2 separate regions of the Homo sapiens genome follow, and region 1 is linked to region 2. Evidence: chromatin loops called from intact Hi-C (ENCODE). Cell type or tissue: heart right ventricle. All regions are shown on one strand.

Region 1 (5,000 bases), 170 kb after region 2:
GTATATTTCTGTAAGTTTTGACAAATTAAGTCATGTAACCACCATCACATTTAGGATACAGAAGAATTCTATCATCTCCTTAAATTCCTTCCTGCTGCCCCACTATGGGCAAACCTCTTGATCTCATCCCCTAACCTGTAGTCCCTGAACCACTGATGCACTGTCCAACCCTGTAGTTTTCCCTTTTAAAGTGTCATAGAAATGGAATCAGACAACTTTTTGAGTCTAGCTTTCTTCACTTAGCATGATGCATTTGAGATTCATCTATGTTGTATGTATCAATAGTTCATTCCCTTTAATTGCTGACTTGTAACCCAACATGCAGATTTATTTGTTTATCCATCCACCAGTTGAAAGACATCTGACTTGTTTCCAGTTTCTAGTAATTATGAATAAAATTAGTATAAACACTACTGTAAACATTTACATACAGGTTTTCATGTAGATATATATTTGTTGGGCGGGGGGGCGGTGTAAATGCCTAGGAGTGGGTTTGTGTCATATGGTAAGTGCACGCCAAACTGTTTTTCCAAAGTGGTTGCACCATTTTATATTCCAACTAGCAGTTTATAAGAGTTGCAGTTGCTCTGCATTCTTGTCAGTACTTGGAATTGTCAGGCTGTCTTTAAAAAAAAAATACTAGCCACTTTAATAGGTATGTATTGGTATTTCACTGTGGTTTTAATTGACATTTCTCTAATGACTAATGATGCTGAGCATCTTTTTGTGTGCTTATTTGTCATATACATATATATGTACATCTTCTCTGATGAAGTGTCGGCGTAAATTTTTTGCCCATTTTTTACTGAGTTGTTTGTTCTCCTACTGTTGAGTTTTGAGAGTTTTTAATATATTCTGCCTCCCAGTCCATTATTAGATGTATAATTTCCAGATATTCTTCTCCCAGTCTTTAGTTTATCTTTTCATTCTTTTAACAGTGTAAAAGTTTTACTTTTGATTAAGTAAGTCCATTTTACCATGCTTTTGTGTCATTTCTAAGAACTCTGCCTAATCTTAAGTCACAAAGATTTTCTTCTAAAGGTTTTATTATTTTACATTTTCCACTTGGGTATGTAACTCATTTTGAGTTAATTTTTGTATAAAGTGTGAGATATATATATATATAGGTTGAAGTCCACTTTCTTTTGCACATGAACATCCAATTTTTCCAGCACCATTTCTTGAAAGGACTATCCTTTCTCTATTAAATAGCCTTTGCACCTTTGCCAGAAATCAATTGACCATATTTGGGTGGGTCTATTTCTGGATTCTTCATTCTGTTCCATTGATTTATGTGTCACACTTTTTGCCAATACCACTTTTTGCCAATCAAGATCACAATGTCTTGATTATTGTAGCTGTATAGGAAGTCTTAAAATCAGGTAGTGTGGACTCCCCTACTTTGTTCTTCTTATTTAAAATTATTTTGTCTGTTCTAGCTTCTTTGCCTTTCTATAAAGATTTTTAGAATCAGCTTTTTGTCATCTCAAAAAAGCCTGCCAGGATTTTAATCTCTAGTGTGTTGAATCAATTTGAGGAGAATGACATATTAATAAGATCAAGTGTTCTAATCCATGAATGCAGCGTATCTCTCCATTTACTGAGAGTTCTTTTTCTCTTATCAGTGTATTTTAGCTTTTAGCATATAGGTCTTGCAATATTTTGTTAGATTTATACCTAAGTATCTTATTATTTTTGGTGTTATTATATAGGGTTCTGTTTATTTAATTTCAATTCCTAGTTGTTTATTACCAGTATTCAGAAATAAGATTGATTTTTTTAAGTATTAACTTTGTACGCTTCAGATTTGTTAAGCTCACTCCTTATTTTCAGTAGCATTTTTGCAGATTCCTTGGGGTTTCCTATGTGAATAATCACATACTTTGAGATGAGAAAGTTTGATTTCTGCTATATGCCTCACAGTTTTTTTCTTTGCTTTATTGCACTGGCTAGGACTTCCAGTAGGAGGAAAAGGAATGATTAGAGCAGACATTTTCACCCTTGTTTTGCTCCCAATCTGACAGGCTAAGAATTCAGTCTTTCACCATTGAATATAATGTTAGCTGTTTTTTTTTTTTTTTTTCCCTGTAGATGCCCTTTATTAGGTTAAGGAAGTTCTCTTCTATTCTTAGTTTACTGAGAGTTTTGATCATGATGTTAAATGTTTCAAATGCTTTATTTGAATGTATTGAGATAATCACATGATTTTTTTTCTTTAATCTGTTAATATGGCAAATAACATTGATTTTTTATTGTTGAGCCAGCCTTGCATTTTCAGGACAAAATCCACTTGATTGTACCATCCTTTTTCTGTACTGCTGTATTTGATTTTTTAGTATTTGTGGAGGATTTTTGCATTTATAAGGGGTATTGGCAGCTAGATTTTCAGATGTTTATGAGAATAAAGTTAAAGGCAGCAAGATAGAAGATTAAGCTATTTGAATGGAATTATAACAGTAATAAAAATAATGCTCAACACTTATTAAGTGCTTCCTATATGTCAGGCACTATTCTAAGCACTTTAAATGTATTCATTTATCTCATTATCATAACAGTGCTATGAGGTAAGTACTATTATTATCCCCATTTTACAAAAATAGAAGTGGAGTCAGACAACTTCAGAGTCTGTGCCAAATATTTATTTATATAAATGATATGACCCACTTCTTTTCAGAGCGCAAGTGTAATCAAATCTCCTGCATTCTTCCAGTGAACAATTGTTCATATCCCCGTTAGTAGAAGTTCTGTATCGTTTTCTTGAAGATTCCTCCCTCTTTGCCCTCATCCAAATGATCTGAGGTCCCTGGAGGCTTTATAAGTTCAAAGTGTTTTGCCTTGCCTCCAAATCCTGAGCGAGGAATAAACTAGAAAGTTGAATCTGGTTCCTAGGACTGCTGTTTCTGTGGCTTCCCAGTGAGATATCTGTGGAATGTTGGTCCCACATAACCTAGAGAAGAATGTCCTATGCCTCTGGGATGAGGGTGCTGGCCTTGGGGGGGTCTCTGTGGGGCTTGCTTGGGCTCAGATATTATTCTGAAGGCCACCATTTGGACAGGATGTCCAGGTCTGGAGGGATTACTGGGCTCAGCCACATGTTACGCAGGGCCAGGCCATTTTCTTTGACTTCTTAGGCCAGAGACCTAGTCATCAGTAACAAAATCTTTAGATTTTTGCATTAAAATATTTCTTGTTTCTTTCGGAAAAAAAGTGAAGATGTGGTCCACTTATGCCTACATTCTTCTGCAACAACAGTCAGCGGAAGCTGAGCGAGCATTCAGTGGGCAGGGTCTCTGGTACATCCCACTTCCTGCCACTTACAGTGTTCTTGTGACTGCTTAGTCCCTGAATGCATTTGTGCTTTCAATTTGTGCCATAGGCCTTTGCACTGGGCTTGGATTCTGCGTATATTTGTTAAAGTAATATTTATCGAGTGCCAAATGCTTATCAGGTACTGCCCACTGTGAATGCAGAAGTGAGCAAAATAGACAATAATCCTGACTTCCAGGACCTTACATTTTGTTTGGGGGGACATAGCCAGTAAGCCAAATAAGCACGTTATATAATTCTTTATGTAACTGTATAATTCTAAATGTAATTTAATAAAGTGCTGGGGAGAAAAATAAAAGCAGGGATGGTAGACTGGAAATGTCAGGCAAGGCAGGGTTGAAAGTGTCACAGGTTGTTAGTGATGGCTTCAGGAAGAGGATGACATTTGAGCAAAGAACTAATCCATTTGCATATTGGAGAAAAGAACATGCCAAGCAGAGGGAACAGAGAGGCACAAGGCCCCGAGTCTGGAGCACGTTTGCCAGTTTGAGGGTTAGCAAAGAGACATTGTGGTTCCAGCAAAGTGGGCAAAGAAGAGTAGGAATAGGAGAGGAGGTGAAACAGTTGGCGGGATCCAGTTTATAGCGGACCTCTTTGGGTTTTGGAGGCAACATATTCTTCATTTGAGTGTGTTATTCCAGCCCATTTACTGAGCGACCTGCAAAGCTGCTAGTTTTGAGTGGGACCCAGAACAAGAGAAGGCTCTGCGACAGGTCCAGGCCACTGTGCAGGCTGCTGTGCTGCTTGGTCCATACGATCCAGTAGATCCATTGGTCCTTGAAGTGTCAGTGGCAGATAGGGATGCTGTTTGGAGCCTTTGGAAGGCCTTTGTAAGTGAATTGCAACACAGGCCTTTAGGGTTTTAGAGCAAGGCATTGTTATTACCCACAGATAACTGCTCTCCTTTTGAGAAACAGCTCTTGGCTTGCTATACAGTCTTAATAGAGATCAAATACTTAACTAAGGGCCACCTGCATTTATAATCACCTCAAGTTATCATGCAACCTGAGCTACGCATCATGAACTGGATATTATCTGAGCCACCTAGCCACAAAGTTTGGTGTGCACAGCAGCATTCCATTATCAAATGGAACTGGTATTTATATGATTGGATATGAACAGGTCCTGAAGGCACAGATAAGTTACATGAAGAAGTGGCCCAAATGCCCATGGTCCCCACTCCTGCTCCACTGCCTTTTCTCTCCCAGCGTGTACCTATGGCCTTGTGGGAAGTTTCCTACAGTTGTTGACAGAGGAAGAGAAGCTTGGGGGGTGTTTACAGATGGTTCTTTATGATATGCAGGCATCCTCTGAAAGGGGACAGCTGTACTACTATAGCTCCTTTCTGGGACATCCCTGAAGGACACCGGTAAAGGGAAGTCCTTCCAGTGGGCAGAGCTTCAAGAAGTTCACCTGGCCATCTACTTTGCTTGGAAAGAGAAATGGCCAGATGTATCATTATATACTGATTCATGGGCTGTGGCCAATAATTTGGCTGAATGATCAGCAATTTTGAAGGCATATGATAGAAAAATTGATAAGAAGAAAATTTGGGGAAGAGGACAGACCCCTCTGAATGGGCAAAAAATGTGAAGACATTTGTGTTCAACATAAATGCTCACCAAAGGTTGACCTCAGCAGAGGAGAGCTTCGATAATCAAGAGGATAGAATG
Region 2 (5,000 bases):
GAGATGCTTGGAGTCAGCTGGTGCGACCCTGTGTGTCGTCCAGGCACTCTCCTGCAGTCTTGCAGCCTCTGCTAAAGCATGTCCGTGAGACCAGGACTCAGAGTGGCTTGTTCCAGAGATGAACAAGCTCAAAAATGAGGCACTCTTGCAGAAAGGCAAAGAGCCCTGGCTTACATTCAAATCCTTGATCTATCCCCTACTAGCTTTGTGTCTTTTGGCAAGCTATGTGACTTTTTGAAACCTCAGCTTCTTCATCGGTAAAATGAGCTACTAAGAGTACCAACTTCATAGACTTGTGAGAACTGAATACAGTGATCTATATAAAACCTCAAAAGGGGACATTAATCAATTTAGTTCCTCCTTTTAGCAGATTTTTTTTCTCATCTCATTTTAGGATTTCATTAGATTTTAAGACCATCAGAGAGACAATGCATTGTATCATGCAGAGAGAGATAGAAGAAATAATCAACTTTTCAGAGTAATAAAATAAATACCAAATTAATTAGGGAGGTGTGTCCATAGGAAGATGAGATAATTAGCCAGATTCAGATAGGATCTGAACACATTTCTCAAGTCTTGAATTTGGGCCTTGTTTATTGCACAACTTTGGTTTTGATACAGTTTTGGGCAGGCCTACTGGGTGAGCCTCTGTGTCATAATTCGGCATGCATTTTCTTTGAGCTAAGCTCCCTGGACCTACAGGCCACACAAAGCGTTGCCAAAAATCCCAAAACCAAAGCCACACAATTTTATGTCCTGTGATCACCTCGATGTCAAGGGGCCAAGTTCAACTTCCTCACTGTACCAGGTTATCTCTAGTGAGCAGTAGGTGGTGTGGTGTGAGCTGGAGGCAGGGTCCCTGGGGGGGAGTCTGGGATGGGAGTGGCAGGACTGGTGGGCAATGTGTGCCCCTCCCCCACAGTCTGCCCTGGTGCCCCTGGCCACTAGAGCATTAGCTTGGGTGATGGGGCATCCTCACCTAGCAAGCCAAGTGTTTTGACCAAAAATGGGTGTTTTAAGCACCCAAAGCTATTCATAGCCTCCTGCTGGAAAACTGCAAATCAGGGAGGCAAATTAGCAAACTGGCCTGCCAAGCCAGGAGGTGTGTTGACGTCACATGCACGGTGGCAGAAGTGCCATGTTGCAGCTAAGGCCCAAATACAGTTTTAGAGTGTAAGGGACCATGGCAAACATGTGGTTCAAACTTGTCATCTTCGAGGTGGGACCAGTAAGGCGCAGAAGTGTTAAGTGACTTTGTTGAGGTTGCACAGGTCTTGAATGACGGAGCTGGATCTTAGAAACCCGATTCTTGGTTTGGTATTTTTCCATCACTCATTTAATAAATCTTTACTAGAGAAAGACATGGGCCTCACTCTTAAAGAACTTATAATCTAGTAGCAAAGGTGAAATGTACTTGCAAACTAATTCTGTTCAGTTCGATGAAGATTTATTGCCATCTGCCATGTGCTACTCACCATGTTAAATGCTGAGACATAGAAATGAGTAAGACCCAGGGAGCTTCCAGCCTGGTGAAAGAGAAGGCAGAAGTAGTTACTAGGCATGAGTAACTCTTCCATAGAGGATTGTTTCAGGTGATTTTCAAGTTGGACAACAGTTCATTGAAGCTTAGCTCATGAAAGTGAGTTTGATCCTGGACAGAATCATATTTCTACTGCTACCATTATTTACTACCAGCTGATATTTTTGAGAGCTTGTGGTGCATCCCACTGTGCTAAGTGCTTTAGAGACATTTTCCCTCACTTAACTTTCACAGCAACCCTGTGAGGTGTAAAATAGTGAGACCCATTTTACAGATGGGGAAAATGACACATAGGGAGGTTAGGTAACTTGCCAAGGGTCAGACAGCTGGATGGTGTTTGTTTGTTTGGATGGAGTTTGTTTGGAAACCCAATGCTGCTAGAGGAATTGAGAACCTTCCTTAATGTTGCACAGCTGGTGACCTCTGGATTTGGGTGTGGTTCTTTGCTAATGGTGCCAGAAGAGCAGCCATGGGGTGATCGCCCACCCTTCCGGAAGGGTATCTAGAGGAGGGGCCAGGGTATACTGTGGGATTAGAAAGTGTTCTCCAGCTAATGGGAGGACAAGTGCTGTTGAAAATGACCCTTGATTTGGGTTTCAGAGGATTGGAATGTGGGGCATTCCAAGGCATTCATTCACTTGTGTTTGGGGGAAGGTGAATATTCCAGGTGGCTTGGAATGCAGGGTTTGTGCTGGGACACAATGGGAGGGCAGGATTGGTAAGGTAAGATGGGGGTAATAATAATAATTGATGCTAATGCAAATAATAGCAACTAATACTTCTTGAGTGCTTATAACATGCTAGGTGCATGTTAACTGATTTAATCCTTATAACAATTCTGCTATCATCCCATTTTCTAGATGAAGAACCTGACTCACAGAGAGGTTAACTAGCTTGCTCAAGGTCACAGGCAGCAGCAGAGCCAGGTTTGGACCCAGGCAATGTGAATGCAGAGACCTTGACCTTAACTCTTCCTCTAGAGGGGTCTGAGCTGGGTTCTGATCACAGTGGGGTGTTGAGCCCGTCAGTTTGGTGTGCTGGCTTGGAGCAGGGAGTTTTTGCAAGAGTTGAGGTTGGGAAGATAAGAATCAGAGCCAAGTTAGGGAGAAGAGATGTGCCTGCTTCTGGTGAGCCATCTGTTTGTTGGTCTGTTTGTTGGACCTCGAGGAGTTTGTTGTAATGAATCAGGTCAGGGAGCTCTTCACCTGGACACATACAGAGTCCTTTGTTTCCCAAGCAGCCTCAGACCCTGGAGTCCCTAGGGGGCTTTGAGGGGTAAGCTGGTTCACTTCCCTGCCTGCAGACAAAAATGCCCCCACACCATGCCAGTGTGTGTTGATCTTGCTTCCTCCTGGGAAGCAGCAGGAGATAAGGGTTTGAGTCAAGGTATCTTGTCTGTCGCTGTGTCCTGTGTGTCTTGAATCCATCCTGCAAAGATACTTATTGTCAATGCCTCACATGGTGCCAAGCACATAGTAGGTCCTCAACAGAGGCTTGTAGGATGGAACTGAAGTGAATACATTGAGCGAGAGAATATCTTGGGAGGTGTCGAAGTTGTACGTTATCTTTCCTGACCTCAAGGAACTTTAGATTTGTGGGGAAGGAAAGACAACGGTTGAAAATGAATGGCAGGTTACAGAGCAATGTCTGAAAAGACAGGCAGACCCTTTTCTGCACGAATTCCCCTTCTGTTACGTTTGCACATGCATTTGTTAGGGAGAGACGTATATCCAGGGTTTGTCAGGTTTCTGGCCGTGGCTTCTTGTCCTCAGTGGCTCCAGAGTCAGACAGCAGAAGTCTCATTTGTCTTTCCCACATGAAAGTCCTGGAGCATCTGTAAGTTATGATTTGTGAAGTATCTGCTTTAAAGCAGAATGCATTTATCATCGTGCTGGCCCAGACGACATTGTAGAGCACAGGAATGAGAGGATCCCAGGCCTCAGAGTAGGAGGGGCTGGGCCTGATGACCCACCGTGAATGGAGTCTGGCTGAATTGATAAAATTCCCTGGAAACAGCCCAGGAGCAGCCAGATGTTGGCTTTACAGCGAAACTCTTCGGTAAACTTTTAACTGCATGTGAAAACCAGGGCTGGGCATTTCCACTTCTAGGTTTACCCAGGAGAAATGCAAACATATGTCCACACAGAAACTTCTACACAAATGTCTATAGAGCATTATTATTAGTAAGAGCCCCAAAGTGGAAGGAACTGATGAATGGGTAAATAAAAGCTGGCACATCCATTTCATTTGTGGAATATTACTTATGATCTATTCCATAATTTTATTTATGGAATATTTTTGGACTGTTATTCAACAGTAAAAAGGAATGAGGTACTTAATACATGTGACAGCATGGATGAACCTTGAAAACATTATGTTCAGTGAAAGAAGCCAGACACAAAAGACCACAGATTGTATGATTCCATTTGTATGTAATGTCCACAAGAGACAAATCCATAGAGACAGCGTAGATGAGTGGGCCTGCGGGTGGGGTTGGGAGTAAATTGGGAGTAGCTGCTAATGGGTGTGGAGTTTTCTGGGGGGTGCTGAAAATGTTCTAAAATTGTGATGATGGTTGCACCCCTCCGAATATACTAAAAACCCCTGAATTGTGCACTTTAAATGGGTGAATTATATGATATGTGAATTACATCTCAATAAAGCTGGTAATAACTTAAAAAGGGGGGGGCTCAGGGTGGAGAGTGGGAAAGGGGTGGAAGCCTCTATCTCTCAGGCCTCTAAGATTCCAACCTCTGGTTCCACAGAAATCTCATGCTCATTTTGTGAAAGAAGCGAAGACAATCTCCTGCCAACCATGGTCAACATAGAGAGCCCCAGGGCCAGGCTGCCTGTGTCTGTATGCCAGCCCACCCCTTGAGAGCTGTGTGACCTTGGGCTAGTGACTAATTTTTAACCTCTGGGTTCTTTGCTAGGGCTCACAATAGTTCTTCTTTTATGGATTGTTGAGAGGAAGCACCGAGGTGACATAGCTAAGCCTTTTGCCTGGTGCCTGGCACACAGTAGGTACACAATAGATGCAGCCAGGGCGATTGCTACTCTACAAGGCACCTTTGTGCAAATTAAAAAAAGGCCTCCTCCAGGTGGATACATATGAAAAGGCTTCTGTCCTGGCCAGAAGCAGCCCCTCTCCTACTAGCGGCTCTGTGAGAACGACGCGGGCTGGGGCCCATTCACCTGCCCATCGGCTGGTGCCTTGTGCATGTATGATCTGCACATCCCTGCTTGGCAGCCCTGGTGGTAGCTTGCTTTCTTCTTCCTCTTAGCTACCACTTGTCAATACTCTGTGGCTGAAGCTTCCCCATAAGAAAGACCTAACATCCCCACATTGGGGCTCAACACACCTGCTCTTCTTTTCAATCTAGCAATAAACCAGATAGATGTATTTAATGTGTGCTTAACAATGTGTCCAGCACCATAGGGACTTTCAGAGGAGGATATT

The links. Peaks named below come from ENCODE experiments on the same cell type or tissue, not always from the same donor. Only the 100,000 strongest peaks of a DNase experiment are listed, where the experiment ranks them.
Region 1: it touches region 2 in a loop (4-fold over the local background); 22 of 110 quality-filtered maps call a loop at or near these places.

Annotation. Positions count from the first base shown.
Region 1 is chr12:105,965,173-105,970,172 of GRCh38, reverse strand. No RefSeq gene overlaps it. Among named protein-coding and RNA genes, the nearest start is that of NUAK1, 170 kb to the left of the region's middle. In heart right ventricle, no CTCF peak of the experiment used is centred here; a DNase peak (open chromatin) is centred at 3,010; H3K27ac peaks cover 2,911 bases.
Region 2 is chr12:106,130,391-106,135,390 of GRCh38, reverse strand. The region is part of intron 1 of NUAK1 (NUAK family kinase 1); the gene reads left to right. Among named protein-coding and RNA genes, the nearest start is that of NUAK1, 6.1 kb to the left of the region's middle. RefSeq lists enhancers at 426-1,268, 1,269-2,112, 2,113-2,955, 3,977-4,726, 4,727-5,000 and a silencer at 3,466-3,760. In heart right ventricle, no CTCF peak of the experiment used is centred here; no DNase peak of the experiment used is centred here; H3K4me3 peaks cover 770 bases; H3K27ac peaks cover 5,000 bases.